2 separate regions of the Mus musculus genome follow, and region 2 is linked to region 1. Evidence: chromatin loops called from intact Hi-C (ENCODE). Cell type or tissue: left cerebral cortex. All regions are shown on one strand. Links, peaks and the distances in the headings refer to the core of each region. The heading gives the core; the rest is flanking DNA. Region 1 overlaps Gm4876 (predicted gene 4876). Region 2 holds the start of Met (met proto-oncogene).

What was found. Peaks named below come from ENCODE experiments on the same cell type or tissue, not always from the same donor. Only the 100,000 strongest peaks of a DNase experiment are listed, where the experiment ranks them.
Region 2: a loop joins it to region 1, with 2.1 times the contacts of the local background. A loop is called at or near these places in 8 of 42 quality-filtered maps.

Annotation. Positions count from the first base shown.
Region 1 is chr6:17,103,695-17,119,860 of GRCm38, reverse strand. All of the region lies in intron 1 of Gm4876 (predicted gene 4876), which reads left to right. It overlaps Tes (testis derived transcript), which reads right to left. Exons shown (of 7, transcript NM_207176.3): 7 at 14,036-15,268. The coding sequence ends at 15,080. Among named protein-coding and RNA genes, the nearest start is that of Gm15473, 46 kb to the right of the region's middle. In left cerebral cortex, for the core only: a CTCF peak has its summit at 9,113; DNase peaks (open chromatin) are centred at 5,058 and 9,076.
Region 2 is chr6:17,453,969-17,470,134 of GRCm38, reverse strand. Met (met proto-oncogene) reads right to left here and starts at 6,178. Exons shown (of 22, transcript NM_008591.2): 1 at 5,887-6,178. In left cerebral cortex, for the core only: a CTCF peak has its summit at 6,615; DNase peaks (open chromatin) are centred at 5,022, 5,716, 6,156, 6,606 and 1 more place; H3K4me3 peaks cover 1,724 bases.

The DNA of each region.
Region 1 (16,166 bases), core at 4,456-12,455:
CATCTTGATATTATTTGATCAGCATCTAAATTCAGTAAGGACAGTAGAGCAACTGCTGCTCCGCTTAATTCCAATAATTGCTCCAAGAAGTGGAAATAAATTGTGCATGAGATGTTTACATGTTAGTGTGAGTCACTGACTGGTGGGAAGGTATCTCTGGCATTTTGCAACAAATGAGTCATGCTAAAATATCCACCATTTGGCCTTGGAAAAAAAGGGAAACTGCCTATGTACACAAGATTGAGATAATATTTATTTCAACAAAACACTTTGAGACTGTTCATTTTTATACCCAGAGGTTTGGAAACCCCGACATTTGCTTAGCCTAGCTAATGTAATCTATTTTGGTATTAGTGTTCTCCCTTTTTCTAATGAAATTAGTTTTAGGCAAAAGGGCAGTCTATATTAAAGCAAGTGTTTTCACTGTAGTGTTGTTTATCTTAATCAAACTTGTATGCAAACCAGCTCCTGGAATACAAATTCATGTCAAACATGAAGTTTAGGAAAGTTTAGAAGACAAGGTTGATTTTCTCAAGCAACTTTAAATACTAACCTAACATGTTATCATTTTCAGTTGGTGTTTGAGGCCATAGACCACCTCCCCTTCATTCCCATTCATGTCTTACACAGCAGGTTGTAGTGACTGAATCCTACTAAGCACTGCATTGAGGACAAGTTACTTAATATATCTGAATATTTTATATAAACAAATATGTGTCATTGTGTCAGGGTTCTTTTCAGGAGTGGCTCGCTCATTAAAAAAAAAAACTATAGTAAAAACATATGTTCAATGAAGCCTCCACTAAGGCTGGAACTTTGCTGTAGTTTGAATGTAGAGATATTGGCTAATTAAAACCATTAGCAAGTCCAGATTATCAATGTAAAGATGTCTGAAAAAGTTTCAGACTCCAATGCTCTGTTTTCATAAACTTACTCACACTTTCCCAGCTTGCCCTGCCTCAATATAGCAACATGGCATTCTGAAGAAACACATCCCAGACATAGCTAATTTTCCTCCCTTGTATTTGTGCCCCGAGTCTATGGATTTTGGTTCAAAATGAGCCCTGCATCTGGAAATGGCAGAATCAACACGTTTTTTATTTGTTGACTTTGATTTTTTTAAAGACAAATCTTAGGGCTGGAGAGATGGCACCCCATTTCAGAGCACTTTTGTCTTGTAAAGGACAGGTTCCCAGAACCCATATCAGATGGCTCCCAGGCATAGATAAGTCTAGGAGATCTGATGCCTTCTGCCTTCCACAGACACTTACATGTATGTAGTTCACATCTCATATTGGCACAAATACATATACACATAAATAAACAAACAAATATCTTTAAAATAACAAGTGACAGTGGGGTTATTCAGGTACTTTTAAGTTCTTTTTAAATGAAATGTGAAATATGTAGAAAAAACTGCAAAATATTAAGCAATTAAATGTTTCATACAGCTTCCACCAAAATTGTCACTTTTTTATTTTGAACCAGATTCTCATGTATAGCCCTAGCTGACCTGGAAGACTCTATCTAGACCAGGAACATAGAGATCTGAGTACTTCTGTGTGGTGATACAATATTATGAAATAGCTCACATTCTAAGAGACTGGAAGCTTTGCTGGGTCTCACAGTCAGAATTAATAATACCCATTGAGGTCACTTAAGACTGATAGCCTCCTGTACATTCAACTTGCTTGCTTAACCTGACTTTAAGAAAACAATGTAGCAACCAGCCTCATTTGCTTTGGATTTCCTATGTAATCAACATTTAAAACCTAAGCTATACTATAAATGTAATCTTAAATTACATGGTCTTCCATGCCCCTGGCCCAGAAAAATGCATGTGTGTCATTTGCTAAAGGCAGCAGATACAGAGGTTGAGAGCAATCTTCTAAAAATGAATATCCACTGTAAATGTTGAATGCAACATGTAGATACTAGTTGATAAATGATGATATTTGTGATGCTGCTTGTTTTCTGGGTCAGTTGAAACCAGTGACTTAACCTCCAGTGAAATTCTGTTAAACATTTCTGAAAGGGTGCCATTCCTTTATACCATGTGACATTTCTATACTGTTCAATAGAGAACCATTGATGGGCACAGACACACAAAGAGACAGACACAGCGACAGACACATAGACGCAACCGAAAGATTCACAGGAGAGTATTCTCAGGCAAGTACAGATTCAGACTCATAGCAGACAGAAAGAAAACATAAGACACAGGTAACGCAAAGTAGAGAATTCAAATCACTTAGTTAGGTGATTCCAAAGGAAAGTTCTTTTCTTTCCTTAATGTGATTTTCATTGATTTTTTTTTATTGATTTCCATAATGTGACTTGGAGTAAATCACCAATGTGTTTAATCCATGCACCTTTCTGCCTCAGTGCTGGTATCCAAGGCCTGGCCTTACTGAATACACATGGTTCCGTTTGCATGACTGGGATTCAGGCTTGTCCGCTATGCTGCCTCCTTCCTTCTGGGATTCAGGCTTGTCCACTATGCTGCCTCCTTCCTTCCGGCCACTCTGATTCTTGCTTAGGAGTGCAATGGCCTTTTCCAATGGCCTTTTCCTCCCAAGCTCTTTTTCTCTTCTTTCCTCTCTCTTCTTTCTTCTGAGGATGCATGTGTTGTCTTAATCTATTGGGACTACTATAACAAAATGTCATAGACTGGTGGGCTTATAAAACATGAAAATTCACTTCTCACAGTTCTGTAATTGAAAACCCCAAATCAAGACTGTGGGTCTGATGGGGCTTGCTTCTTCATAGACAACCAACTTCCCTCTCCGTGACAGGTGACCTCTTCAGTCTCTTTTATAAGAATGATGAAGGCTTCACCCTCATAACCTACTTACCACTTCTCACAGCATGAGCATCACAGGCTCATGGGTTCAGTATACTATCACAGTCCTTGGAATTCAATGAGCACTGGCAGTCGAGGAAATGAACAAGCCCAGCCCTGATGTTTGCTCCCTGCCATTGGAGGGCTGTCTGATTGGTCATTTACACCAGTTATATCCGGTGATGATGTCACACTATTGACTGGAAAGGAACTTTTCAAGAGAGTCAACATTATAATCATATGAAAACAGATTGCTTTTTATGTCTCTTCTCCTACACTACTTGGGTATCTTTTGGGATATTTTGTACAGATGAGGAAAGGAATAGGGTTTGGCTTTTGTCCTCTAAGTAACAGCCCAAACCAATGGGCATCATGCACATTTCCATCTCAAATATCTAAGGTTGACAATTCAGAGTGCATGCTCAGAGTATTGTTTAGCCATGAGAGGAAAACTTGTGGCATGTGGATATTCTATATTTCTGAAACATTAGTAATTCTCTATAATTTGGGAAAATTTATGACTTTGTTACACTTACCTTTTAGAGAAAATTTTAACTATGAAATTTTATAGAAAATTTAAATTTTAGCCACACATTTTCTGTTTCCTTGTTCACCCAAAATGGCTTCATTGTTTATTCTTATGTCTACAGATATGTTCTGCTTTCATGAAATTCAAAAGGGAAGATAACAACATCTGAGAGACACAAACTATCTATTTCCTCTGAAATAAAACTTCAAGCATGACAGCTAGTTATAACTCACTTTGCTATGTAAGTGCATACTGCTGATAAGCAAACCCATATTTTCAGCTCAGTGTAAACCTGTAAAGAACGTGGTAGGAACAACATTCTCACGTCTGTCTATAACTTTGATAAACGTCCCTAATCATGGAAGAGTCTTTGCTTTCTTACAGTTAAAGCTGTGTTTCTTTTGACCTTTATATTTGTTCAAGAGAACTGGCCAAAAGCTTTGACTGTGGTACCTATGCGTTCTCACGGCACGTCTTTCCCTTCAACTCACTGCTGAACTGTTTCTATTACCTCTGTTGGAAAGCTAGGGCATCTAAAGAGGTCAAAATGGGGCTATTTCCTAATCAGAAGCCTCAGGGCTTTAGTGTATGCAGCTCAGTTCCTGTCCCTGTCTCCAGACAATATTTGAGGAGTAAACTTTTCCACAGCATAGTTTTGTTTTGTTTTTTTATATTGCCCTCTATTCTTTGAAATCAACTGTTGAGCTAAGCTTTAGATGTGTCTTCTGTTCAAATTCGTTGCATATAGATTGTGGCACAGAACTAGGGTATATCATTCAATCTCCTTGCCAACTGTGATTCATAAGAAACCCCTTTCCTGACTGCTAACAACTCAAGAGCTTGAGATACCAAGGCCTGAAGGATCACAGATTTTGAGTGTGTTTGGACCTGGCAGGAACACACTGTTCATTCCAGGTTGGGGGGAGGGGAAGAAGCACAGTTTACAGTTGTAAGATAGGGTGCAGCAATGTGTGTGTGTGTGTGTGTGTGTCTGTCTGTCTGTCTGTCTGTCTGTCTGTCTGTCTGTCTGTTTCACTTCTTTAATTTTTCTCCTGTTCTCTTTCTGTAAAATTTGAGGCATTGTTACTGTTCTGAACCTCTTTCTCCATTGTTAAGTATCAAGCCAGTTAAATTCACTGCAGGACCATAGTCCAGATCCAACACTCCAATCACAGTTTGATTTGGGATGCTGAAGTATGTGGTGGCTTCAGTCAGCATGACCATACAAGGCAGCTTTGAATTCCTCATGGTAGCCTTTTATTACTGTTTTTAAGTCTCCAGGCACTGCCAAACATCTTGAGCTTTGTGGAATGATTATAAACTTTATAAAGATAAACCTTTGATTCCACTTTGAAATTCTGCTGCAGCGTGCCAAAATTACAATAAAATTGCATATATTTCAAAACCAAAGACCTATAAAGCCATTTGGATCATTCAGTCCTACAAAGAAAAAGAATGTTAGTATCATTGTGCAACTGATAAATGGGCATTGCTGACTTTCAGAAGAAAACAGAAAACTCCGAAGTAGTGCTCGTGGCTGCAGAGCTAGCTTATTTTCTGGACTGGCTGCTTGCATATTCTTTGCATATTTAGAAAGCTACCCCTTTACAATCTCTAAAACATTTGTTAGAAACACTTCATAATGTGAGTTTGTTTCCCTTGGCACCTCGGCTGAGAGGATCTTGCTTTCAGCTCAGAACTGGAGGAGTTTTGTTAGGAATAAAAAGATTTCTGTGTGTAGCAAGTGGTGGTGCTGCTGCCGCTGCCAGCCTCCTTGTCAGGTAGGAATCCCCATGGAGCAATTCCTTAAGGAGTGCCCTTCCCTGTGAAGGATGAGGTTCTTGCAAGTTGAAATCACGGAATGGGTAAATGAGCAAAGGCCACTACTTTTATGTGGTGCAGACATGGTGATCTGCCATGGTGGCCATGAAAGGAAAGAAGGAAGGTATGGATGCTCAGCCAGCCAGTGCAGGGCTGTGAGCAGGGTTCAGATTCTGGGGCCCAGTTGCCACAGTCCCAATTCTAGCTCTTTTGCCTACAGGCATGACTGTGGCCAAATGATGGCCGAATGGCATTGATCCTCAGTTACTTTTTATTTGACAAAACGACTTACCTCAAGGCCTTGCTGTGAGGATTAAGTGATAAGCTGATGGAGTCCAGAGCAGTTGCTCTCAACCCTTGAGGGGATTTACAGGACACTGTCACAGAGGTCACATATCAGATATCCCTGCATATCATATATTTTCATTACGGTTCATAACAGTAGCAAAATTACAGTAATGAAGTAACAATGAAATAATTTTATGGTTGGTGGGGTCCCCACAATATGAAGAGCTATAGTAAAGGGGTCACATCACTAGGTAGGCCTAGAGCCACTACACTAAAGATTCTGCTCAAATAAACATTATGGCAGTTTTAGAAAGCAAAGAAAGACTTAACGTGAGCTTAGTATTTAAAAAGTCAGTCTAATTTGCTTTAACTAGAAAAAAATGCTCCAAATCTCTCTCTCTATTTCTCTCTCTCCCCCCTCTCTCTCATAAACACATATACACATACAACTCACCTGTGCCAACATAAACATGCACACACTTGCACACACTAGCACAAGCACATACACAAATATACGTGCACAAGCACATATACATATGTGTACACATACAGTCACACACATGCATGAGCATACACACACATGCAGACACACATAAACAAGTATAGTCATGTGCATCTACCTATATCCATACAAACCACACACATGCACACACATAGTTCATTTTCATACTAGTAACTCATCCTTTGTCAAAATCTAACAAGGCTTGGAGAGCTGTCCAAAAAGATTCTTGTGTATGTGAGTATGAGGCAGGGGATGAGGGGAGGTTATGGAAGAGAAAGGTGAGGCAGAGAAGGAAAGGGCCTAAAGGGAGGAAGAAGAGAGGACAAAAGAAATAATGGGGGAAAGAATGACAAAATAGCCCATGTTTTCTAGCATATGGGGAATCTACATTTAGTAACATCTACATGTAGATATATGTATATAAGATGGGAAGGTGGATAAGAGAGGGAGGGGACAGTGAGAGAAGACAGAAAGGAGATGGTGACATGGGACACAAATTAGCAAAGTACAAATTATGCATGCATATGAAAATATCATAATAACAAGAAATGAAGAGAGCACTCCACATTGGAAAGAGTGTTTGTGATGAAGGCAAATGCTGGGTGCCTGGCCTGTTGGTGAACATAGAACACAGCATGGAAGCCATGTTCAGAATGACGTCCAATTTTCTGCAGCAGCACTGCACCGTCTGCCAACTCTCCTCTGTCCCCAATTCAAACTCAGTAGCAGAATATAGAGTGAAAAGAGGGGTGTGTGTGTGTGTGTGTGTGTGTGTGTGTGTGTGTGTAAAACCATGCTGTATATATTTCCTAGACAGAGCTGGCACTAAGTTTCTTAGAATGACAATTTTCAAAGTTTCACCCTTATAGCTTATCACTTGCAATTAAATGGAAGTAGTTCATTTTTAAAATTTGACTTAAACATGTAAGACATGATGTAAATTTCTGATTGTGAATGCCCTCACATGCTAAGTATTGACAAACTTGAATGTCAGTCACTATGCCCTTATCTCTATTGAGGATTAGAATTGATGGTTCGTTTGTTTGAATACGTGATTCATATGTCTTTGCTCAAGCAGGTCTGTGATATTAAAACAAAAATCAAATCAAATCAAATCAAAAAAATAAAGCAAAACAAAAAACCAACTCAGGATCTTTGTGAGCACATAAGAGAAGTCTCAAACTAGGTGGATGAAGTAGTGTAATGGAGCAGGCTTCCAATGGTACCAAGTTAAAAAAACAAACAAGCAATGAAGATGTAAGGGTAGCACTTCCAAATGTAGATGACAATGTGCGTCTCACAAAAGGGTAGGCGAGGAGGCTGGATTAGTACTTGATGCTCTAAGTAGTGGCCTAGAAACGCTATTTCCATCCTGGACGTTGGCAAAAGAGTAAAGAGTAGATCAGAACAAGAGCTCCGAAACTGTGGATCATTGGCACCAGCTTCCCCCAGAAACTTGTGAGAATGTAAATCCTTGTGCCATACCCAAGATTTACTGAATCAGAGAGTGTGAGGAATAGGTTCCAGTTATTTCAGAAGTCCCCCAGGAGACTCTGAGGCTGCTCCAATTAGAGAACCAATGACTTATATCAAGAGTGAGAGCATAGGCAGGAAGTCCAAAGACAAAATTACAGTCAACCTCAAGATGGTTTCTAGTTCTGAAATGAAATTCTGGGTATGGTGATAGAGACAGTAGGAACAGACTAGGCAAATAACTGTTTCAGATAGCAAGACAATCTGAATGGTAAGAATGCATGGGATTAGCTAGTACTGTTCTAGGGATGGTATGCTATGGCAAAATAGCAATGGCCTGTGGCTTAGAAATGAAAGAAGAAGAAGAAGGAGGAGGAGAAGGAGAAGGAAGGGGAGGAGGAGGAGGAGGAGGAGGAGAAGGAGAAGGAGAAGGAGAAGGAGAAGGAGAAGGAGAAGGAGAAGGAGAAGGAGAAGGAGAAGGAGAAGGAGAAGGAGAAGGAGAAGAAGAAGAAGAAGAAGAAGAAGAAGAAGAAGAAGAAGAAGAAGAAGAAGAAGAAGAAGAAGAAGAAGAAGAGAAAAAGAAGAGAAAAAGAAGAAGGAGAGAAGGAGTTGAGGAAGAAGAGGCAGGAGGAGAAGAAGGAAGAAGAGGAAGAAGAGGAAGATGGGAGATGGGGAGAGGAGGAAGGGATGAGACTGTGGGAAGAGCAAGCCAAGCCCAGTAACCAGCCACCTTGAACATGTCCCATTGTCCCTTATTCTGAAGGGACATATATTTCCTGTCCATTTAAGTGAATTCCTGCCTAAGGGTTGTGTTCACAAATGATGTTGTGTCATCCCACAAGCTAACACTATCCCCAAACTTCAGAAACACGCATGAGAGGAGAGCACATCTGGATGGAGAATCAATCTAAACAGCTACTGCAGCCATCTTGGTTGGTTGTAAATGCAACAGCTTTTCCCCCTGGTTCATAAAACTGTGTTGGTTGAGTACAGACCTAGCCCTCTGGGTATAAATTATGAGAGGCTAAGTTAGTCATAGACACTATTTATTTTTACCTTTGATGGGATAAACACATGACTTATTTGTAACCAGTGAAATAGAAGCGTAGGTAAGTCGGCTGGGGAATTCTGGAAGCAATTTTTCCTCCAGTCTAGAGTGTAAGACATTCATTTTCCTCCTTTCTTTCTTATCACGTATGCTGTGTTAGGGAGGGGTGCCAAGGAAGTGACAAGGCCTAGGATGGAGGCCCAGTGGAAGACAGCAGAGTGGACAGAATGACAGAAATTCATGGGAGACGACTCTGGTTGGATGGCAGTCCCGTTTACATCTACAGAGACTCAGTTGTTTTCAATTATTGCTCCGGCATTCCTGATTGCTCACCTTTTTCTAGGAAACTACTGGGGCTGAACTTCAGCAGGTCTGCCAGCCCCTTTTATCCCAGGCATCCAGACTTGTCAGGCTCATTTGGAAACCAGACACCCATTCAGCTTCGTTAGTCTCCTCATCTGATCCCCTCTGTTCCTGAATTCCTCTTTATACTCAGAAATCTTAACTGCTGTGAACTGGAGACTCCCCTATAACCAACGCCTCTTCATTTCGTGGCTGAATTGAACTCCTAGATCTATCTCAAAGTCTCTGGTGCCCCTCCCAGGCAGGTTGGTTGCAGTGCCTGAGAAGTAGGTAGTTGCTTTCCTTAGGCAGTCTCTCTTATTTGTACTAGTTTCTTTTGATTTTTGAGAGTCACAGTTTTCTTTAAGCATGATATAGCGGCCTTAGACTTTACCCCCTATTTCTTTTCCAATCATTCTATTCCATTTTTTGTTGTGAATGTTTAAAAATTAATTATTGTGTTAACTAGCGACTCCAATGGCATGCTCCCAATGAAAGGGCAAACTAATTAGACAAAGCTACTTGAGCATTCGATAGTACAGCGAGAGGGAAAAAGGGCACTTCAGGCTAGAGTGCTGGAGTGTGTGATTATATCCCCACATAATCCAAGGATGTGGGATCTTTGAGTACATATGAGTCTCCATTTTCTGTTAAACTTCAGAAATTTTCTCCACGTTCTTTGATAATGTCAGTCCCTGGCTCATGCTTTCTTCCCTTTTGTTGTTGTTGTTGTTGTTGTGTGATGACCTCAACAAACACATGGATTTTCATACAACACTTGTGCTGATTTTTCCATCTTCCTAAAATCCAGTCCCCTTGCCTTCCTTCCTATCCAGCTGTAACTGGAGAGGAGATTCCATGGGATCTCCCCATGTGTCTGTTTTGACTCCTAAGCCCAGATTTCTTTTGAATTCTACCATGGTATCCCAGTCCTCAGTCAGATGTTATTTATGGAGAATTGACTCCAACGTGTCTACATGCAATAGCGGTTGACTAGCAATGGTAACTGGGTAGAAGGTGCTTTTGTTACTGGGTGAAGGGCAAGACATCCTGTGGAAATGCACATCGAAGAAAGATCAATAACAGCCTTTATAAATGTCATTTAAAATGCCATTCAAAACAACCATAAAGGTTAATGGCATTTTGTTTTGATTGTTTCAAAATATATTATCAGATTAAATAGAAGCTACGATGACTTGCTTCCCATGAAAGGACAGAATAATTAGCCACAGTTATTTAAGCACCGGTAAATATATGAAAAACCAAAACAACACACCCTATTAATCAAACCACAATGCCTGTCAGGTTGTGTGCTAAAACTTCTATCTACACAACACAAGGAAGCAGGCCTTTTCACACAGGTAAGCACTCAGTAAAGTCAAGAGTTAACATTGAACAGTTACCAGGGGTCAGGAAAGGCATTTTTTATGCAGTCAGGGACAGTCTTAAGTGTTCTAAAGAGTTACAGACAAACTCAGAAGACAAGTTCAGATATGCCAGGTCATTTTAAGATGAGAACTTAAAACTGTTCTTGGGTGGTGGTGTCTCTTTGGTTACCATAGCAAAGTTGGAAGAGCTTAAACACTACGTGTTACAAATTGCTTAAGAATGACTCAACCCTGACTCTCTTGCCTATGGTGAAACTCGTCTGAAACACTTGAGTCAATTTGGAAATCTATGCTTAAAGACCAGACACTGCAGTATGGTCAGGACTTATTAAAAAGAGACAATCTGTAATATCTTGTTTAAAATAAGCAGAAAGCCCCCGCGCTTCACCTGGGCAGCACAGTAGACCTAGCCTGGTGGCTTGGGTACAGGAAAGCTGATGGGTTCAGCAACTCCAACCCAGGCCCAGATCCAGGGCTTTGAATATGCTCACCCCAACATCTGCCCCATCTGTGAAATGCTGGAGTGTGTGAAGGGGCCAGTCCTGCAGATCCAAAGCTGCAGAGTTTCCACGACACAGACCGACAACAGGATATCTGAGAGAAACCCCAGTGAGATTCCAGTATTGATAGTATAGCAGAAGCCAGAGGCCTCAAACCAGACTCATTGCAATGAACATTTGGAAGTAAAGAGGTTTGGCCAAAGGAATACCCGTGTGACACATTGTGACACACTGCAGCTTCCACAGTGAGATTTTTGTTGTTGTTTGTTTTGTTTTGTTTTGATTTTGAGGTTTTAATTTTTTTATTTTTATTTCTATTTTTTGAGGGGAGGTTGCAAGGATGGAGAAGATACCCCAGGACTTGAGATATAGATGCTGTAAAGGGGTGACGAGATGAGTGGGATTGGGGGTGCATGGTGTATAATTCATATACAATAAGAAGTTAAAAACAAAAAAAATTGTTAAAAATGTCCCAAATGTGAAGGCCAACAGGACACCTGAGCGACTGGGATTCCATCAGTGGAAATTACATATATATATATATATATATATATATATATATATATATATATATATACATATTTATATATATATGCAAAACATCACTTTCTCAAATCCTATTTGTATCCAAGATTGTTCTATTTAGAGATGAACAGTGTACGTGCAGCCTCCCTGAAGTAGTTCACAATCAATGAGCATCCAGGGAGGGTATGAAGCATCTCTCATGGACCACTGTGTAGAAGCTGATGCTGAGTCTGCATCTTCCTTTGAATTTCCTGGACCCCAAGACATTTCCCCCTTCTCCTTCCTCACTGAACCCACTGCTCTTGAGTTCCCACTGCTGTTTGGAGGACAGGAAAAGCAGAGATCACTGTCATGTCTTTTAATATCCAAGATGATGGCTTTTGTGGAGAAAGAGGACACCTCTGGTATTGCCTAAGTACCAGCAATTGTTCTACACTCTCTCTTAGTGAGCCTTTTGCTACTGTGAACTGTAATGATGTGGTTGTCAAATTCATGCCGTACCAGGCATAAAAAAACAAACAAACAAAAAAAAAAACAAAACAAAACCAAAAACCCTGTAAGATCTGCTTCTGAGAACTGACCTAGAATGATTTTTTAATGAGAAAAAGAATATTAATCTATCAATACCAGGTAATTAGAATTTAAAAAAAATGTTCTACATGGTTCACATTTAGTAAAAGAAACACACAAATCTAGATTTAAAACTTCCATTTTCAACTTCCAGGGAATTGCTTAGTGTTGGATTTTGTAGTAAGGGAGCTCAGTCAGGGTTCTATCCCCCCCTCCCCCCAGCCTGGGAAGATCGCTCTGTTGCTTCACTGGTCAGTTGCCTCTTCTAGCATTTGCTTATTGCTTCCACAGTAGTTAGTAGTCCTCAGCCTTCCTAAGCCTGTGACCTTTTAGTACAGTTCCTCAGGTTGTGCTTAAGCCCCAGCCATAGGAGTATTTTCATTGCTCCTACAAATGGTAAAGTAATTACCTGTTTTCAGATGGCCTTGAGACCCCAGTGAAAGGGCCGCAACACACAGGTTGAGAACCAGTGTTGTAGACTCTTGAAAAGAGATGTGTGTATGAGGCATTTTCTTTTATTGCTAATGGATGAAGGCGGGCCCAGCCCACTGTGGGCGGTATCATTCCTAGGCAAATGTGCCTGAGTTGTGTAAGAAAGGCAAAAGGAACAAGATGGTAGAAACATTTCTCCAAAGTCTGTTTCAGTTTCTGGCTCTAGGATCCTTTCTGAGTTTCCCTCAATAAGGGATTCTAATCTGTAAGCCAAATGCCCTCTGAAACTGTTTATGGTAATGGTGTTTATCATAGCAACAGAAGCAAACATGGGCATCAACTAACAACAAACATGTCCAGGTATCTTGAGCACCTCTTAGACAAGGAGGCCACAATCTTATACTGCAAGGGCAAACTAACTACTGAGGGGAGATCCAGGCCTGGTGGATCTACACCATCCCCACATTTCATTTGTTCCATGATAGATACATGTAATTATTCTTAGTGAATGACACTTAGTGTCACCCTCATTCTGTCTCAGTCAGAGGCATTGGGACAGCCAGCCGGAGGACTTGGGAAGAGTCTATTCTGCTTTAGCCTCACTTTGCCAATGGGGGGGGGGGGCATTAAACATTATAGTCAAAATGGACTGGAAAATATCTCTACTATTTAAGGCAAACCAAGGCAAAGATAAGAGTAAAGTGGTGTATTTCACCAGGGCATTGTATGCTGAATTGGATGACAACTTTCACACCGTTCTGTGTGTTCAAACTCCAAACGGTGCTTTTCACCATCGGAGGAGCCAGAATGCAGATGGGATTCAGTGTGCTTGTTGAGTAAGTACTTAGGGATCTATTCCATGAGTGTGCCTCTATGTATGAGTGTGTCTCTATGTATGTGTGTATGTGTGTGTGTGTGTGTGTGCTTCTCACACACAGAGCAGCAGTACTCAACAGTAACTGAAAACAAACAAACAAAACACCAAACCAAACACCCTGATCATGGGTCAGAAAAACTAAGATTACTAAGACACAAACATTCAGAGTGGGGGCAAGGACAATGCGCAGGATGTGTGCTCAGCACGCACAAAACTCTGAATTTGACCAAGAAACAACATAAAACAGGTCCAGGGTATACTGGTGAAACCCCAGCACTTGGAGAAAGAGACAACGACGATCAGAAGTGCAAGGTCATCTTTGTCTATGTAGCGATTCTGAGGCCATCCTAAGATACATGGGACCCTATCTCAAAACAAAACAACCAACCCAGATTCAAACTGAAGAAAAAACCCACGCATACAAAGTCTGCTAATAATCTAGAATCCAGACCCAAAAATACTTAGGAAATTTTATAAGATCCTATTTATAGCTAGGCATAATGGGGCACACCACTTGAAAGCTTAACATTTGGAAGGCTGACACAGAACTGAGAGTTTGAGGTAGACTAGTCTGGGCTACCTAGTGAGACACCGTCTCAAAAAAAAAAAAAATCCTCCCAAAACAACTAAAAATGCAACACTTGACTCCTTTTAAAGTTTAACTAAAAAAATAACAGACTCCTGCATGACTTAAGAATTACCAAAAAGTCCTGGTTTCAGTCTTTATGAAACCCACTCTTTATCTGCAAAGACAAATCCAATCTGTCTGCCCTAGCTGCAGCTGCCTTTACTTTTGTCAGGAATATTTTTACTCTTGGAGACAGTGCCCCCTGCTGTACATGACACTCAACTGCAGAAGGATTTTCCCACTCACAAAAAGGACATAGAAAGACAATTATTAAAGTGAAAGAGACTTTATTTTCAATAACATAAGTCATTCCATTTAATATTTATAGTGCATAGTTATGTATGAATGCATACAAGGGAAAACATTAAAAACACCCAAGGATGGGAGTGCACAGGCAAAGAAAATAGCCTTTGTGTCTACAGCAAGCTCAGAGGTAGCACAAGAGAGGATCCATCTGGTAACACCATAAATCATGCAAAATTGAGTCAAGGCATGGCAGAGAGGTGATATTAGCACAAGTTACAATTCCCTGGGTACCAAAACCTATACATATTCTTTGGGTTTCAAAAAAAAATAACTAAATGAATGGCCTACTTTTATGTTCTGGGCAAAAAATAATAATCTCTAAGAGCAAAGTGCACATATTGTTCCAGCCACACACATAGAAAATATGCAAGGCCACAGATGGCGGTCACTAGATGCAAAAGCGAACATGGGGAGGTGAGGTAAACAGAGAGAGAGATGCAGTGAGAGAGGCCCCTCTGCCTCACCAGGGGATGCAAAGGCTTAGGCAAAGGAACGCCCATCGTGGACCACGCTGTCTGCCAGAAGGATTCACCGAGCTGATGTCACCTTGTCATCCATCGATGAGGCAGGCTATGTGCACAGCGTCATGTCAGGCAACATGCAACTTCCTTTACATTTCCCATGTGAAATAAGCATAGAAGTTAAAATGGTCATCTCTCCCAGGACACTAATTTTAAGTGATTTCATATCTATCACTTAATATAAATTTGGCACTAGGAGTATGCAGTTATAAGGACTGATTAAATTCAAGCTTCCAATTCAAAGATTTAATTAATGTATAGAAATAAAAGCTACAATTCTTTACTGTTTTTTTTTAAATCATGAAAAGTCATTTAAAATTAAGACAGACAAAATTCATAAGGTTAAAAAGAAAAAAATATTAGACAAAATATTCTGGTTTATTATGTAGGGTTTTTTTCCTTTTATTTTTTTTTTCAAACTGCAGTTTATCATGAAATGCAGGCCACTGTGGACAGCTATGGCTCCATACGGCTTGGTACACTCCTCTTAGGACATCATCCTCTTACACTCCACGGAACAGAAAACCATCCCTTCTACGGGCATGAACTTCTGCCCGATAAGACACTTGCTGCAGCAAGAGCACAGGAAACACTCTGTGGATGCGTGCCAGCTGAAGTTGTTGTACGTTACTCGCTGCACTTCCGGGTCGATGGCATTGTGGCATCCTTGACACACCTGCTCAGGAATAAAGCAGAGAGAAGAGGGTTAGAGACGGGCCATACCAGCTGCACCTGCACCTGAGGGCAGGCTGAACCTGAGTCTGTAGATGGTTAAGTTTTAAGAGGCTATAAAAGATGTACAGGTGACAGTGACATCTTTGTGAAGCATTGTAGCCATCAGGGACCTACGTGTGTTGAGAAATAGCCGGTAGCAGGAAGTCCATCTACAGGTGGACTACCTTAGATGTCCCTGAGGTGTTGTAAATTGTAAGTTCTGATGGCAAATTCCAAAACACTGCATTTTTTCCCAGTCAAATTGTAGTAGATTTCACCAAAATAACTAGCAGGAAAGTCTGTAAGATTATTTTCCCTCACTCATTAACGCTTTGGAGTGGTAACATCCTATCTACGACATGGACGCATCACGCTTACGACACTGATGCACATGGTTATTGACGCCCACTAAACTAAAATCCTGCTCAAAATAATTAAGGATTCGATGAAAACTACAAACAGTACTTAAGAAAGAATGACACGTTCACGTCATAGATACGACTTGCAATTAATTAGCTTCTGCTCTGCCATAAGTTTAGTCATTGCTTATCTCTGATCTCTGCCATGAACTTTCCCTCCCTGCAGCACTCTTTGTCTTGTTTTGTCTTGGAAAAGATATTAGTCTGGACCTTAGTTCCTCATACTCTTCCCTGCAACTCCCACGTGCTGTGATGCTGGGTGATTTGGGTAGCGCTGGGGATCAAATCCAGGGCATCATGGATGCTAGGCGAGTACTGTGCTAACGGAGGTATATTCCTAGTCAGTATCCTGTGTATGTTATACTCCAATATACAAGTGAGGTAAACATGCGCATAATACTCTCCATAACTGAGCATACACATAAAGAGAACAAGAAACAA
Region 2 (16,166 bases), core at 3,370-11,369, 350 kb before region 1:
GGGATACATGTGTAAGAAAGACGAGGTATGTCAAAAACATTTCCTTGGCCTTGGTAAGGGCATCAATTGATTAGCATGGGGAGCAGGTCTTTAAGGCACTAACAGTTTCCCATCCTGTTAGTAACCATTAGAAAGCTGTGTTGATACTTTACAACTATCCCAGATTTTTTAAAGATGCCATTTACTGACCCACAGCAAAAAGCAACTTCATAATTTTTTTTCTGGAAAAACAGGGGGTAGTTCCATGGTTTCAAAGATTTTATAGACATCAAAGAGGTCGGAGGGACATCCAGTTTATGGGTAATGGTTTAAGGTTTAGTGAATCAAAAACACATGGATTAAATTTCCCTTAAAAGAACCCTAGGTTTAAAACTCAAAGAGCAAAAATGCTCTGGTCTCAAGCTAAGCCAAAACTTATTTTTTAAAGTCAGTTTGAGTTGTCTTAGGGACGCAAAACTTGGCGGGACTTTTCTTTCTCACATGAGCAGGCCTCTGAGGGGATGACCCAGTCCCCCTAATTTTGTTACACAGATTTACTCCATCTCTCTCTCTCTCTCTCTCTCTCTCTCTCTCTCTCTCTCTCTCTCTCTCTCTCTCTCTCTCAGAGTTTGGGTGACTACCTTATGTCAAAGGTCAGCAGTTGGAGTCATTTTTGGATCCCCAGGCCATGCTGTTGTAACATATAACTTCAAAACTGAATCTGAGATCCTAGGCGCTATCTCAGATTTCCAACTAGTAGGCAACACAGAATCGCTTCAAAACAGGAAAAGGGCTGTGATCCTAACATGTGCACTGCCTTACGAAGAATTATTATGTTTGTATTTAAAATAGTAGGAAGACATAGAGCTCATAATCTTCTTTTCTTACACAATGGCCTTCTAGTTGGGCACTTTATCTAGTTTTTTGGAGTAAAGCAAACAGGTCCGTACATAACCTGTGATACACAACCTTTATTCCTTTAGAAAAATAGATTGCAACACTGGCTGCTATGAAAGGGCCCTCAAAGCCAGCAAGGCGGGGCATGCTTTGAGTTTCAATAGCAGGGGAAGCAAAAAGGGGGTGGGGGGAGCGTAGTCTGATCCAAAATAAAGAGCCAATATTCCAAGAGGAGAGTCTATTCTGAAGGAGAGAACTTGGAAATGAAATGAAGTTCACATACAGAGTTATGATGGACTCAGGTTTCAGAAAACTAGGGCCTCGGTGGAAGAACAAAATAACTAGGTTATCCCGTTGCTTAGAAATGACCGTAGCCTGATGCAAAGCATGTGGACCAGTTTAGAGAACTATACGCTAATAGGTGATGACTGATAAAATATCCTTTTCTTTTCTGACTTAATTTTCCACAGTGGGATTATTATTCTTTTAAAGAAGTCTAGAAAAAAATAAGCACTTTATTTAGAAAATATGCTAAGTCTCTCTGGCTGGGCTGCTCATTTGGACAGTACCTGAAAGAGTCACACAGTAGGGCAGAGCTCAACCAAGGCCCCATGCTCGATCCCTCTCGGATATCTAGTGCTTTAAAGATACCAAGTCAACAGTTTAAAATTGGGAATTGTGTGGCTTCTCTTGAAAATTCAGAAGAGAAGAAGCACACTTCGGTGCATGACACACAGGGATGTCACGTGACAGCTCCAATGATGGATGCCAAGTAGGGACTGCCTCATCTGAGGTGGAACTTTCATCAGTACCTAAGAAAAATGGATGGTCTCATTCATTTAAGCTGTTTGCATATGTTCATAAAGGGCATAGGCAGAACAGAAGATAGGGAAAAGGACACAGATACAGGAGATGGGAGAACACGGCACACAGGCACACCATCAGCAACTGCCTTATTTACTGGCATCCACTTGTCACCCTGGAAAGGACCAGCATTGACTATAATGGTATTACTGTCCACAAATTTCACTGGGCCACGCTCAGGGCAGAAAGTAAGAAAGAACCTTCTTAACCTAATGGACCAATATTTCTGATGTTGGACCTGATGAATGTTGGGAAATGCCATGAATCAAGGCAATAAGACCTTGGTGTTCTTAACACCTGAAGTTCCCTGACCACATCTCACAACTTCTTTGCCTTGCTGTCTCAGAAGTACAGTCGGGTTTTCACCCTCACGATATAATTTATCTGACCCATAGGTCTTTACAGAATTACTATATGGCCCTGTAGCTACAGATGTTGATGCAAGTTAAAATGGAGAGTAATCTGTGCTCTCCATTGCACACACACACTTGCATACAACCACAGAAAGAAACACACATGCCTGGGTCTGTGATTTTCAAAGTTGATTGTTCTTCATTTAACAGTGCTCACACCTCCTGGTACAAATGCCACACGTGTGATTTTTTTCTCTCAATTATGTTTTATAGCTAATAAAAACACTTTCTTCATTTTGTCCCTTGAAAAGCAAAGTAGTCAGATTTTACTGGATGTTTTTATTAAAACAAAACCCAAGGGGAATATAAACGTTAAACAATTTAACGCAGCTGAAGAAATATCTGAGAATGGGCTTTCTGATGGAAGGGTAGATTACAAAGTCACTCACAGCTCTTAATCTGATAATGGGGCTGAAGACCCCACACATATGAATAAGTCATGGAGTTTTTAAAAAAAGTCTTTCTACAAAGAGAGAAAGTAAAGAAAACTAAAAGGAAGAGAAGACAGAGAGAGGGGGAAGGAGAGAGGGAGAGAGGGGGAAAGGAGGAGGGAGAGAAGGTGTGTGTGTGTGTGTGTGTGTGTGTGCGCGCATGTGCGCGTGCATCAGCATCAGCAGAGCCCAGCCATCAGCAGAGGCTAAGCCCCTGGCAACATGCACGTGCACACACACACACACACACACACACACACACACACACGCACGCACGCACGCACGAACACACACACACACACACACCTGCACGTTGCCAGGGGCTTAGCCTCTGCTGATGGCTGGGAATGAACTAAAGAGCTCAGAGTGTGGCTCTTTAAACTGTGAAGACCTTAAGATGAGCCAGGCTCAGCTTCTTGGAGGTTATGAAGAATTAAATAAGCAGAAGCAGGCTTAGCTATGTTAAGGTCTTTATGTTCCCTAATAATTATGGACTTTAGCTCTATTTTGTATCTGTAATCTCTGTCTACCTAATCAGACCGTAAACATTTCAAGGACAGAAACGTTTCATCGCCCGTGCCCAGTTTCAGATGCTTGCCTAGAACCAGCACAGCTAATGCTCACAGCAAAACTTCTTTGCTATTTCTGGTGAGAAAAAAAAATGTGAGTTTAGTCATGAATCAATATGTGTTAAGAACTCATAGTCAAAATGGTTCCAAACTGGCATTGGCCACTGCACCTATTGCATACTAGTGAGAGTTGCATGTTCTTCTGCACTGAGAAAAGGATCATGAAACTCTGTCCTGAGGGCTCAGTATCTGACAGGAGTTGCGACATATACCGGTCAGGGAAAGGAAACAGCTCCCCTCGAACTTGGGTTTCTGCATTCAGTTTGTTGCTCAGGGGCAATGATAAGAACTTAGGTGCTCCAGGCACAAACACAACAGGCCACAGAATAAAGGGAAGCCAGTGAAATGGCTCAGCATTTAAGAGCAGTGATTACTCTAACAGAGGAGTAAGCTTGGTTCACGGTACCCACATGGCCGCTCATTCAACTACCTTACCTTCAGTTCCGGGAGATCTTCTGGCCTCCATGGCCACAGGCACACACATGCATCCAGGCAAAACACATGTACACACCCCAGCCCCCTCCTGACCATCCCTAAACCTCATGTTAGTGAAGAAGAAACCAGAAAGCTGTGTGAAATGGGAGTTACAGAGATGAGGAGCAGAGGAGTATAGAGAGGGGATCTGGATGTGTGATTAGTCCTGTGTGACCACGGGTATGACAGCAGATCACTACTCTGTCAGATACTGAGCCCTCAGGACAGTTTCATAATCTTTTTTTCTCAGTGCAAAATAACATGCAACTCTCAATAATATGCACTAGGCACAATGTCCAGTGTCACTGGGGCAGCCACACAGAGCTTCAGCCCCTTCTGTGTTATCCTCTTTGTTCTGAGAAAACCTTTACCTTATTACATAAACTTGTAAGAGAAAAATCAGACTCATCCTATTTTGAACTAATTATTTCCATCAACAGCTTTGTAAATTGACTTTTCAAATATAATTCTAAGTGCAATCCTCATTTTTTTTTTTAAAAAGTTTAAGACAAATATGGGACACTGTTTACATGGTCTTAGAAATCATAAACTGTAGGTATTTGCCTTTTTGAGATAAGCTATAAACACTTTATTTTCCTCTCATTATTGACTTAAAAGGAGTACAAATGTTAGACTTCCGTATCAACTGCCTGTTATTTATACTTTTTAATTTTACAGATAAAGCTTGCCCTCAGATCCACAAAGCCAGTAGTGCATCTCTGGCGTAAGTTCCCTGTTGCCAATGATCAAGAACAAAGCAGTCTCGGGAAAGGCAGTACTTGCCTGATCATCCTCGACATGCCATAAATCCATCTTGCTTACAGCGGAATGTGGCTAAGTTAATAACTATTGACTGAGGCCCTGCTGAGTTTGAAAACTGACCACAAATTTTAAAGCACCTATTGCACTATGTAGGAACACATTTTTGGTACCATCAAATTTCTTATTGAAGTTGTACGTCTCATGTGTGTTATTTATCTGCTCAGAGGAGATAAACAGTGAGTATATCACAACCTGAAATGACAGTGACAAGTCTGCAATGTGTAACAGAACCCACTCCTGCTCCACAGTGGAAATTTACACTTGTGAACAAAGCCGAGGAAGCTTCCAGCTGGAGAGGAAAGCTATATACCTGTAAATAATCCGGGCAACACTAACACTGGGGCATAAAAGCACAATTTATGTCCCAGTAGCAAAGGGAAACACCGTGTACATCGTTTTCAGATCATCTCCATGCAGAGGAAATTCATTAGTCAGCTATAATAGTTGAGCTATAAAGGAAAATAACGTTCTGCTGAATCCATTTGCATGGCAATGTGTGTGTGTGTGGCTGGCTGCTGGAAGCGACAGAATAAACCTCCACCCAATGCTACAAAATGCTGACAGTCTTCCTAAAATTCTGTCTATATTCTATCCAGTTACAGCGTTTACAATCTCCTCATAGTCATGGACCGTTTTAACTTGGCCATTAGAGCCTCCTGATTATTTTGCTTAAGAAAGTTGACAATTTTTCATTCTGCCCCAGAGCTGCTTTGAACAGAAGCCTGTGATAAGGGAAAAGCCACTGGACGAGCATTCATGCGTGAGCCCCTAGAACCCCTGCCAACTGCCAAATTAGCAAATGGCTCTTCTAAACATAAAAAGGTAGGAAATGGGAAACCACAGTTTGGAATAAATTCTGCATTGTACTTTCTTTGGTCTTTTAATAATTACACCGCTACTAGCCAGACTACCTGACCTCTGGTTATAATGTATTTCACCTCCACTGAGTCCCAGGAAAAAAAAAAGATAAAGTGGGATAGAAAATGATGGATCACACCCTCCGTGTGTTTGCCAGGAATAAAAAATTCAGACCATCCCAGAAACACCTGCCCTTGAGAAAGACACCCCCACCCCCTCCTCGCGCGCTCCCTCAAGGCAGATAAAGCAAGACTAGGAACAAGGAAATAGCTGGGCTCAAACCTTGCCGGCTGTATCACCCTGGACAGGGTGACCGATCCCTTCTGTAAGGGCTGAGTCAGATCCCAGAGGTGAAACTTGCAGAGCTACAGCAGCCCTGGAGCACCTAATGCTCTTGGCGCCCCTGAGTCACACAGGTGGCCGTCAACAACACTCCTTCTAAAGCGACAAGCTCAATTCTAGTTTGCACCTCCCCGACCCCATACCTTCAGTTTCCTAAGCCCCCGGGCTCGCACCCACCTCGGTGGTCTTGTCCTCCAGAGCAGTAGCCAGTTCCCTTAGTGGAACAAAGAAAGCAGAGGGGCTGGGAGAGGCTGGGTGCCTGATCGACGCGGCTGGAGTTTGTACCTTGGGGTGCCCGGAGCGCGCGGCGCCGAAGTCAGCCGGCTGGGGACCACCCGCGCGCTCCGCCCTTCTCCAGCGAGTCAGCGGTCGCCCAGCATCTGGCTCCGCACAGGGTCACCCGGGCTCGGACGCTGCGGGCGGCGAGGCCGTCCGGGTCACCTGCGGCCCGGGCCGAACCCCGCCGAGCGCCCTCGGACTGCTCCGCCCCTTCCCACACGCGCCCTGCCCGGCCCGTGACTCAGCCGGGCAACAGCGGCGCCCGGGCGCGTCCGGGCTGGAGGCGAAGAGACCCGGGTACCCGCCCCAGCACGTGTCTGTTCGTCCCTGTCGCTCTAGGTTTGTCCCCAACGGTCCCTCCTGGGGCCCGAGATGGGGACTGGCACCACCCTTGGAGGGTTGGGGGGGGGGGGGTTGGCGTCCCCGCCCTTCCCGCAGCCAGTACGCTTAGCCCGGGGGGTCGCACTTCCTCAAGCCCCGCCCCACCCCCCGCCCTCGGCAAGGTGAAACTTTCTAGGTGGAGAAGTTTCCCTCTCCCCAGCTATGCGCTTTCTCTTCCTCCTCCAGTTCTGGAGTCTGAAGCCAGCGCAGAGGGAGATCAGTGGCCCCGAGTCTCCCCCTCCTGGTGCTCCAAAGTCACCCGCGCAAAGCGCACGCACCCCCTGGCGCACCCCGGAGCTGCAGCCTCTCTCACGCCCGAGGTGGCGGCCCCGCACTCACCCGCGTGGACAGAGATCTAGGCGCCACGGAAACAAGGCGCTCATTGTCACAGACAATGTTGGGAGTGCATGGACGGATTGTCCCAATGATTTCATTTTGCAATCATTATCCCCCTAGTATAATTTCTCAGATTTCTGGAAGAACCCCAGGAGTTTAACCCAGGGGAGGCTTCTGGTTAATTTTCACTTTTTTTTCCTCATAGCTGGACACAGGGTAATTAAATAGACAAATGGACACAAGGCGGTTACATAGACAAATAGCAACTAACAAATCCAACACATAAGTTCAAATCTCGAATATTAAAAGAAATTGAAAAGGATTTACTTAGGAAGATTCGTTTATTAGAATCGTTTCTAAAATTTTGCATTTCCCTACAAGGATACAATAAGGTGAAAGGATCTAAGGAATCCATTGCCTTTTAGAATAGGAGTTCTTTCCAATTGTCAGAAGAGCTGATTCGATAATGGACATAGAGGTATGTATAGAAGTAACTTTGAGAGTCATTCAAGCCACAGCCACTATACAGGTGCAGGGGACACGTCTTACACACAGAGCAAAGACAAGGAAGGTCTCATACATTTCTTATAACTGCGCTATGTATGTGTTCAGTACATTACCAGACACTAGACAGAGCTATTTCAGTCCCAAGAGCAGTTTACCTCACCACTCCTCAGTTTGATGGAAAAGGAAAGTTCCTATTACAGTTTTGGAGGCCTGCACGGAATCATTTTGCAGATGAATAAAACAGCCCGTACGAATTCCTAGGAAGCTCACACAGCTGGTATTAAGAAAGCCAGGGTTAGAACCCAGTTCTCAAATCTCCTTCAAGGGTCTATACTATGTCCAGGGGTTCCAGCCAAGCAAACTTGATTCAAGCGGGTCCTTCCAAATATCACGCTATTCATGAAGGTTGTGGCTCATTCTGAAACTCTGGTGTTACTGGTTACAAGGCCCCTGGCCTTTAAAAAGCCATCTTGATTAGCTTGAAAGTTTATAACATCTTTCAATAGAAGGTGAATAGATGGATTTTACACACACACACACACACACACACACACACACACACACACACACACACACCGTAGTTGTCTAAATGAATGATTAGCGTGCTGTTTCTATTTCCTGGTTTCCATAGCAATATGTTAACTGGATTTTTTTTTTTAAACATCCCATGTAGTTGCCTTAACAGGTTTTCCAAGTTTGAGTGCTATGATTAAAAATAGAAAAACAGAACAACAGCAACAACAAAAACAATTAAAGTTGTATAAAGGCTCAGAAAAGGCAGTACAAACAAACTGAAAAGTGGATTATACATGCAAGCATTCTATTATAAGTTTTTTTAGAATAGAATTTTTCCCTGCTTTCTACTCAAGGACAAATTTCAGTTCAGTTTTAAAAAATGGCTTTAAAATTATGTTTTTGATATGTTAACCATAAACCAGAAGATATTAATAGTTTATAAAGCTAGCTAAAAAATAACATAATTAAAGGAATGACTGTAAAAGTTGTATAACTTTTACACTCTACCTGGACTCATTTATTAGGAAAAGTATTTCCCATCTTTAAAATGATAGAAGCAGATAGTTTCTAAAGATGGCAGGACACCCCCTAATTCCAAGCTTTTGCAGCCAACTTTAATTGCTCTTTGACTTTCTTAGCGTCTGTGGCATGGGTGACACATTGGATGATGAAGTTCTACTGGTATTTTCCTGACCAACCAAACCTCTGTGGCTAATACTGTTGCCTGGCTAAGCCAGCACCTGTTTCCAAGCAGATCTCCCTCCCCTGACTTCCCTTCTCAGTCTTGAAAAATTTTCTCCCAGAATCCCTTGCAACCAGTGATAGCCGCGTGATGTCTGTCACGCTGGCAGTGAAGTCCAAGGTGAAATCTGATGGTGCCTTTAGAAAGGGGTTTCGTTTCTTGCTTAAAAGAGAAGATGCAGCTGAGTTCAGAAGTAGTGTATAAAGGAGAGCTAGCCATTCGATCACCGTGGAAGAAGTTAATGCTGACACTAATGTCCATGTTTGTGGGAAAAGCAGTTTAACCAGACACTAATAGCCAGGGCTTTGTCACCTACAGTCTTTAAAGAACTCAGAATGGATTTGCTCCCTGAAATGGGAGCAAGGTGTTCCTTCCCTAAGCTGAATCTGCATAGTAGTCAGGGGTCACGAATTAGTGAGACTTTTCTCTGCTTCTTGCTAGCTAACTGTGGTAACATATGCATCCCAGCATCTGGCAAAACATCAGTGGACAAAAACTGGGAAGTTTTCTTGTCTACCAGCTTGTAGATAACACACAGAGCTAAGCTGTTACAAACTTACATCTTAACCTTGAATTGGGCCTAATAGCTTTGGTCAAGGGAGACGGGAACTGCCACCTCTTCCTCTAACTACGCTGCATCCTTTCTGACTGGCTTCGGCACATCAAAACTTGGATCTCAAGATCTTGTTACATGGTGTGCCTTTTTAAATACAAGTGGAGGTAACTTCCTTAGGACAAAGTCTTGTTGCCTGCAAGTGATGAAGGGGGCTCGCAGACACAATAGGTTTATAAAAAGGTTTTGGTTTGCTTTTTTTTTTCTTCTTACAATCCAAATCATGGTAGAAAAAGCATGGGCTCTTCGGTTTGTCAGCAACCTATAATCATCTCGTGTAACACGTGCAGATTTCGGCTCTTGACACCATGCTCCCGTTTCTGAGGAGAAACTATGACCTTGGCCTCCTTGGGTTCTTTTGTGCGTTCCGGCTCCTCAGGTTCTACACCTCCCCCTCCGTATCACTTCTGTTGCAGTGTCTAAGAAAACATTTCACCTAAACCAATAAAAGATTTAGATGATGGCCCCTTCTGCTGTTTCTGAGAGTAAATAAAATCTGGGAATGGAGGGTTTCTATTAAGTTTTGGAACACATATCATGTACATTAGAATAGTAAAAGTTCTAAAATTCAGACTGGGAGAGAAAAGAGAACAGAACAAAGAGAAAATTCTTCTTATCTTCACTCCCCCTACCATACTCCAAACTTAGTTCATTGCAGAATGCCTCCTGTGCTCTTAATACCCAGAGAAGCAATTTCCTATGAAATTAGTTCACTAGATAACCCATTTTTAGGAAACCTGACTTTAAAGGAAAGACAATGCCAGAGAAATGGAGGAATAGTTATGCCTTCGGTTGTGGATGATGGTGAGAAGTGGGTCCTTTGGGTATGCAATGCTTTGAAGTGGCTTTGATTGCCATTTACTGATGTCTGCATCTCTAAAACTGTTTTCTATTAAGACACTAAGGATGTGATCAAGCCTGTTCAACGCTAAGGACAAGAAGACTACGTGGCTACAAACTGCAGGCATCACGGTTATAACCTCAGAAGACTGAGGGAGGTGCAGGTAGAACAATTCAGAGTTTCTAACACGGTGTATGCTGTCATTTTGTTAGTCATTTGATTTACTCGGGTTAACCTAATGTTTCTGCGTTTCTCAAGCAAGGGCTTAATTTTCCTTAATAGTCATCGGCGTATTTGTCACATACTTGGATTTTTTCTTATGTCCTCATGATATACTCCAGACCATGCATCACCCTCCCCTTATACTTAGGAAATCAAGCCTCAGAGAGATCCTGCAGCTTAGCCAAGGTTACACAATTGGCCCGAGGCTGCTATTCTCATGACCGTGCCTTTCCACTATAATGAATAGAAACTGTGAGCATGAATAACAGTCATTTAACTTGGAGTGGCAGAGCCTACTGTTGCTTGTTAACTTCCTTTCTTCTCTGGCCACGAAGTCAGCTGCTACTCAGGACAAGACCATTCCTCTTCTGCTTGCCTGATCCTACCGGACTGAAGCTACAGTGAGGAGCAAAGGTGCTGGTTCCTCTGGGTTGTCCATCTGAAAAGCACTTCCCAGGCTGGAGCAAGCCCCTGGGCAGTCAGGACAGGGCAGAGATTATTTGAATTCGGAAAAAAGAAGAGGATGTTTCTTTCCCCCAATGCCTTTGTTTCAACAACTTCAGAATTTTCCCTTGGGGTGTGTATTTGTACATTTTCTGTTGCTCTGCAAATAACTATAAATAACGTATAAAGGTGGCAGCTTTCTTTTTTAATCAAAATTTAGGAAACCTTCAAGATCTGGATAGTCTCAGCTGTTTGAAAAAGTCCCATAGACTGTTTATCACAACACGGCAGAGAAACTCACAAGGATCAGACATCATGCAAAAGGGAGCAACGAATGTGTGGTATGGCCTGGTTTATAACAACTCAGTCTCAAGAGAACGGAATCTTTCTGCGACACCAGCATTAATTCCTTCTGGAACGACGGTCTCAGTAACTGCGTGCCTCAGAGGTTCCACGGGGCGGCACAACCACACAGAGACCATGTTTCCAGTTTAGGCATCGCTGAGAGACAAACTACAGCTAAACCACTATAGGAACACAAGGACTGTGGGAAAGGAAGGGAGCATCAGTGGCAGAATAGACGATCCTAAGGGAGCCTTTACAGGGTCTGTCCTCTAGAAGAGCAGAAATGGATGCCAAGACATGGAGAAAGCCCTGGAAAGAGGCTCCCAGAACCCTTTCTCCTGTCAGTACCTCCCACCTCAAAGCCATAGCCACTAAGTTTTCTTTTCTTTCTTTCTCCTTTTACCTTGTGGCAAATTGGTGAAAGTGGTCTTAGAGAAGACAATTTTCATTTTTATCCAAACAGCACTAGAGTGGTCATTTCCTATTTAGCCCACATCTCCCATCTGTTGATCTAAAACTCAGCACTCGTGCCTAGTACTACAAAGTTGACCAAGAACGTACAGCTGGGAGCTCATAGTCTCTAGTGGAGAACCTACTACTACGACTACTCTGCTAAATAGACACATTATCAAACTGCCTTCTAAATGCTAATTACTTTTTGTACCCACTGAGTGGCACAGCTTTCCGACCCTCAGTGGATGGTGGTGAAAACAGGGACTCACAAGTAATCAAAATACAGAGAATAAAAGCCTGAGTAATGTTCAGCCACAGATTCCATATCTCACATCCCCACATCCCAAGACTCACGGAAGGTCATAAAAGACCCATGGAGAAAGACTGTATGAACCTGAAGTTAGGGGACTATTGCAAAACTGTAACCTGGATGTGGCACAGCTGTCGTGCTCACGAACTCATAGGAGCTGAGGTGGCTCGCACATGACCTGCACAAGATCAAGCTAGACAACATTCCAGCACTGATAATGGAGGCCCCATGAAGTCCCATTCCTGGCTAAGATGCTAAGGAAGCCCATGACTACTGGAGTGAGGTACAGGGGATGGGGAGTCAGCTTTCTTCAGGAATGCAGCTCCTGGTTGCCAGTGTTCCAGTCAGTGGCCTTGCACCCATAAACCTAGGCAGCACTAGCTGATGGAAAGAACATTAAATTGAGACATGATGTGGAGGGGTTGGGAGGAGTTGGAGGTGAGGAGTTGGGGTGGACATTAAGACACATTGTATGCAGGAAATTCTCAAAAAGAAATTGTTTTTTAAGATCTCAGTACGTTTATAAAAGCTTTAGTCTATCTTAGGAAATAAAGAAATCAGTAAAAATAAATACAGGGGCTGGAGAGCTAGTAAAGTTATTTCTGTGTAACTTCAAGAACCTGAGGCTAGACCACATAAGTAGAAAGCTGGGTGTTAGCAGTATACACTTAAAATCCTACCTGGGAAGGAGAGGGGTAGGTCCTGGGCTTTCTAGCCACTCAACCTAACTAAATAAGTGAGCTTGAAATCCAATGGGATTCTCTGCCTCAAAAAAAGGGAAGAAAGCTGGAATCAACCTCTCTCTCTCTCCTTCTCTCTCTCTCCTTCTCTCTGTCTCTGTCTGTCTGTCTGTCTGTCTGTCTCTCTCTCTCTCTCTCTCTCTCTCTCTCACACACACACACACACAATTTCATTTGCGAATCAGCATTTGTTTATGGCTAGTCTTTTTTTAAAAAAAATGTGTCTGTCACTATTGCTGATGCCAAGAAGCACTTTGCTGACAGGAGCCTGGTATAGCTGTGTCCTGAAAGACTCTGCCAGATCCTGACCAATACAGAGGTAGATGCTCACAGCCAACTATCAGGACCCAATGAAAGAGTCAGTGGAAGGATTGAAGGAGCTGAAGGGAATTGCAACCCCATAGGAAGAGCAATAATATCAACCAACCAGACACCCCAGAGCTCCCAGGGACTAAACCACCAACCAAAGAGTATACATGGAGGGACCCATGGCTCCAGCTGCATATGTAGCAGAGGATGTCTTATCTGGCATCAATGGGAGGGGAGGCCATTGGTCCCATGGAAGTTCCATGTTCATGCTCCAGCATAGAGGATGCTAGGGCAGGGAGGTGGGAATATGTGAATGGGGGAGCGCCAAGGGAGCATGGGGGATGGGTAAGGGGTTTGTAGAGGAGAAATCGGGGAGGGGTACAACATTTGAAATTTGAAATGTAAGTAAATAAAACAACCAATATCAAAATAAAAATTAAAAATATGTGTCTGTATGTGTCTTTGCATAATTACTGCAGTTCTAGATCTTACTGCTAACACATTGAGTATTTGGGTAGTTAAGTCCCCAGGGATCAGTTTCTCCAGCTATAAGCAAGGTCTTAAATCCTGATGAAAATGATTTTAAAAATGCCAGGTTCCAAGCAAAACTGTGTATAAACCGCTTCATGTGAAGTAAATAGAGCAACTCATGTCTGAATTCTAGCCAGCAGAATGAGGCTTCTATGAGACAGAAAGTATTCAGGGTGTGGTTCTTATTAACTACCGCACAGTCCAAATATGATAAAATTCCTTTCTCCTTCCAATACAAATAATTAAATAATCAGCTTAGGGATAGTGGATTTGATGAGTCCAGAAGTAAATTAGGCAAGTCAAAAATAGCTATGAAATTGAACAGTTTAAGGAAAATTATGTAAGTCTTATGGAATTGAAAAATGATAGAATGTTTGAAGGGTTTTGGATAGGATTACTGAAACTAATATACATGATTGATATGTTCTGAAATATAATAAACATGGTTGTATTAAAAAGACTTTCCAACACTTTTACATTGGCAAAAGGTTGGCCTTTTGTTTAACAACCTTAGAGTCTAAACATAATTACTACTAATATATACTCAAGCACACAAGAGAAATGGCAGTACCTCCAGACTAACCTCAGGTTGCCAATGAAGAATTAAGGAAATAAACACACAAGCGAGGGCCAGAAGTGGAGAGTTGGCAGTGACACAGTATGTTTCGTTCACTGGCCTATTGTAAACATTTTGGCCTATCCAGCAAACCCAACCAAACTCCACACAAGAGGCAGTTGGAAACTAACCTACAGACAAAACTGTCAGATCTGATCAAAATCATCTGCAAACTTTTAAACTTATGCTGGAGGAACTTTCAAGGAGTGTATAACCTGAATAAGCAAAGACATCTTGTTAAAGCCTTCTCCAAGTGTCGGGTCCATCTGCTTGGTCTGAGCGCCCCACGCGAGAGCTGTTATCAAGGACTGTCAGCTCATCGCTTCTCCTGGCAACCAGTGGGTTTGTCAATCTAAAGTTAAGAAAACACAGTTTATTGTTATCACACAGTCTGAAAACTTTCTGTAAACACTTACTTGTGAGTGTGTGAAATAGTCTGTGCAAGGGCCAGAATACAACATGCAGAAGTGTTCTCCTGTCCACTATGTGTGTCCTGGAGATTGAACTTGGATCATTAGACGTGGCAGCAGGCATCTTTTCTTGAGAGCTGTATTGTTCTATATTTTGATGACATACCAAAAGTTTAAATAGCACCAGAGAGATGGATATTTAGAAATCATTTTATTAATCTGATCAAAGAAATAACGTGATTTATATTGATTTTCAATATTTGTTCATTTGCTTCTATTAAATTATCCCAAATCCATCAATTTTTATAACATAAACCTGTATTTTATGAGAATCATAACTTGGACTGAAGCAGCTGAAAATATGGAATAAAATATTTAAACGTATCAAGTCTTGAAATACATCAAGTAGGTTTTTATCCAAATGATTATTGAGTCCTGTCCATTGCCAGAGAAATTTCTTAGTGCCTGGGGCTACAAAAATGAATCAGTTGTGGTACTTAACACTGAGAACCTAACAATCTGGCATGAAGACAGACATGTAAATCAATATACATGACACACTTGGCAAGCATGCCTCACTTTTAGGAGAATTTTGTGGTCTAGAAGATATTGTGAGGAGGACTACTCAGGTCCCTATACTCAGGTCATTCACTATAAAAAGTGAATGAGCAACATTTTGCCAGTAAGTGAGGGGATTAAATCTTAAAGGATGGGGTAGACACACAGATTTTAATTTTTCCACTAACATAGTCTTTGTACCAATCATTTACATGGCATTTACATTGTATTAGGTATTACAAGCAACCTGAGATGAATTAAAGGATAGAAAAATTACCTCGGTCATATGCAAATGCCATTCTGCTTTGTAACAAAGAAAGGGACTTGAGTACTTTTGGATTTTGGATGCCAGAGAAGGCGTAGCAGCTGGTTCTCCAGTGATATTCAGGTGTTTGGTGTTGGAATGCTACCTCTCAGTGGAACAGTCCATTTTTATGGACCATTTGGAACATGGTGAAATTGAGGCAGGTTCCCAGAGACAAGAGCTTTTTGTTTTGTTTTGTTTTGTTTTGTTTTGTTTTGTTTTGTTTTGTTTTGCTTTGTTTTGTTTTGTTTTGTTTTGTTTTTAACTGCAGAGGAGCAATGATGAAAGTGTGCTCTAAGGTAGTCATTGCTGGGACACAGGGCTGGGGGAAAACTGGATAGGTGCTTACAATGTGGGATGCACAAAACCATACAAATAGGTCAGAAACTGAGCAGAAAGGCTCCCCTTTTACCCTAGCAAAGCACTCTGTTACCAACTATAGGTAAATATTATTTTTATGCTTCAATTATAATTTTAAAAATTGAGAGTGAAATGTTCATTTTCGTCTTTAAGTGCTATACAAGCACACATTCACTTGGGACTTTCTCAGTTTGTGGAGGAGCCCTTGCTTGAGCTGGCATAATGGATTGTTGGAAGTCTCAGCACCACATCAACTAGTATAGCTACAGTCTACTCAGTTATATTCAGACCGGTGGGTGTCAGGCCATCTATTTTCATGAAGTTCCAGATTGGAGTTGATATGAAGAGAAAAATGCACGATTCTGGGAGGTGGAAGAGGAGCAACTGTCATGTCTTCTGAAGATTCTTGTCACTTATTTGTGGTAAGAGGCACATAGTATGATGTCAACAGATTTCGGCTCATCTGTGCTTTGTCCTCATGGTAGCTGTGTACCTGCAAAGGGCCACTGTGCTAGATCAGATTCTGTGTTGAGAACTCACAGAGAACACAATGAGCTCTGAGACCCCATCACACAGCAGGGAAGGCGGGTTCTCAGAACCCCTGACAAGTCTGAATCCTTTCTAATTCTTCTCTGCTTCT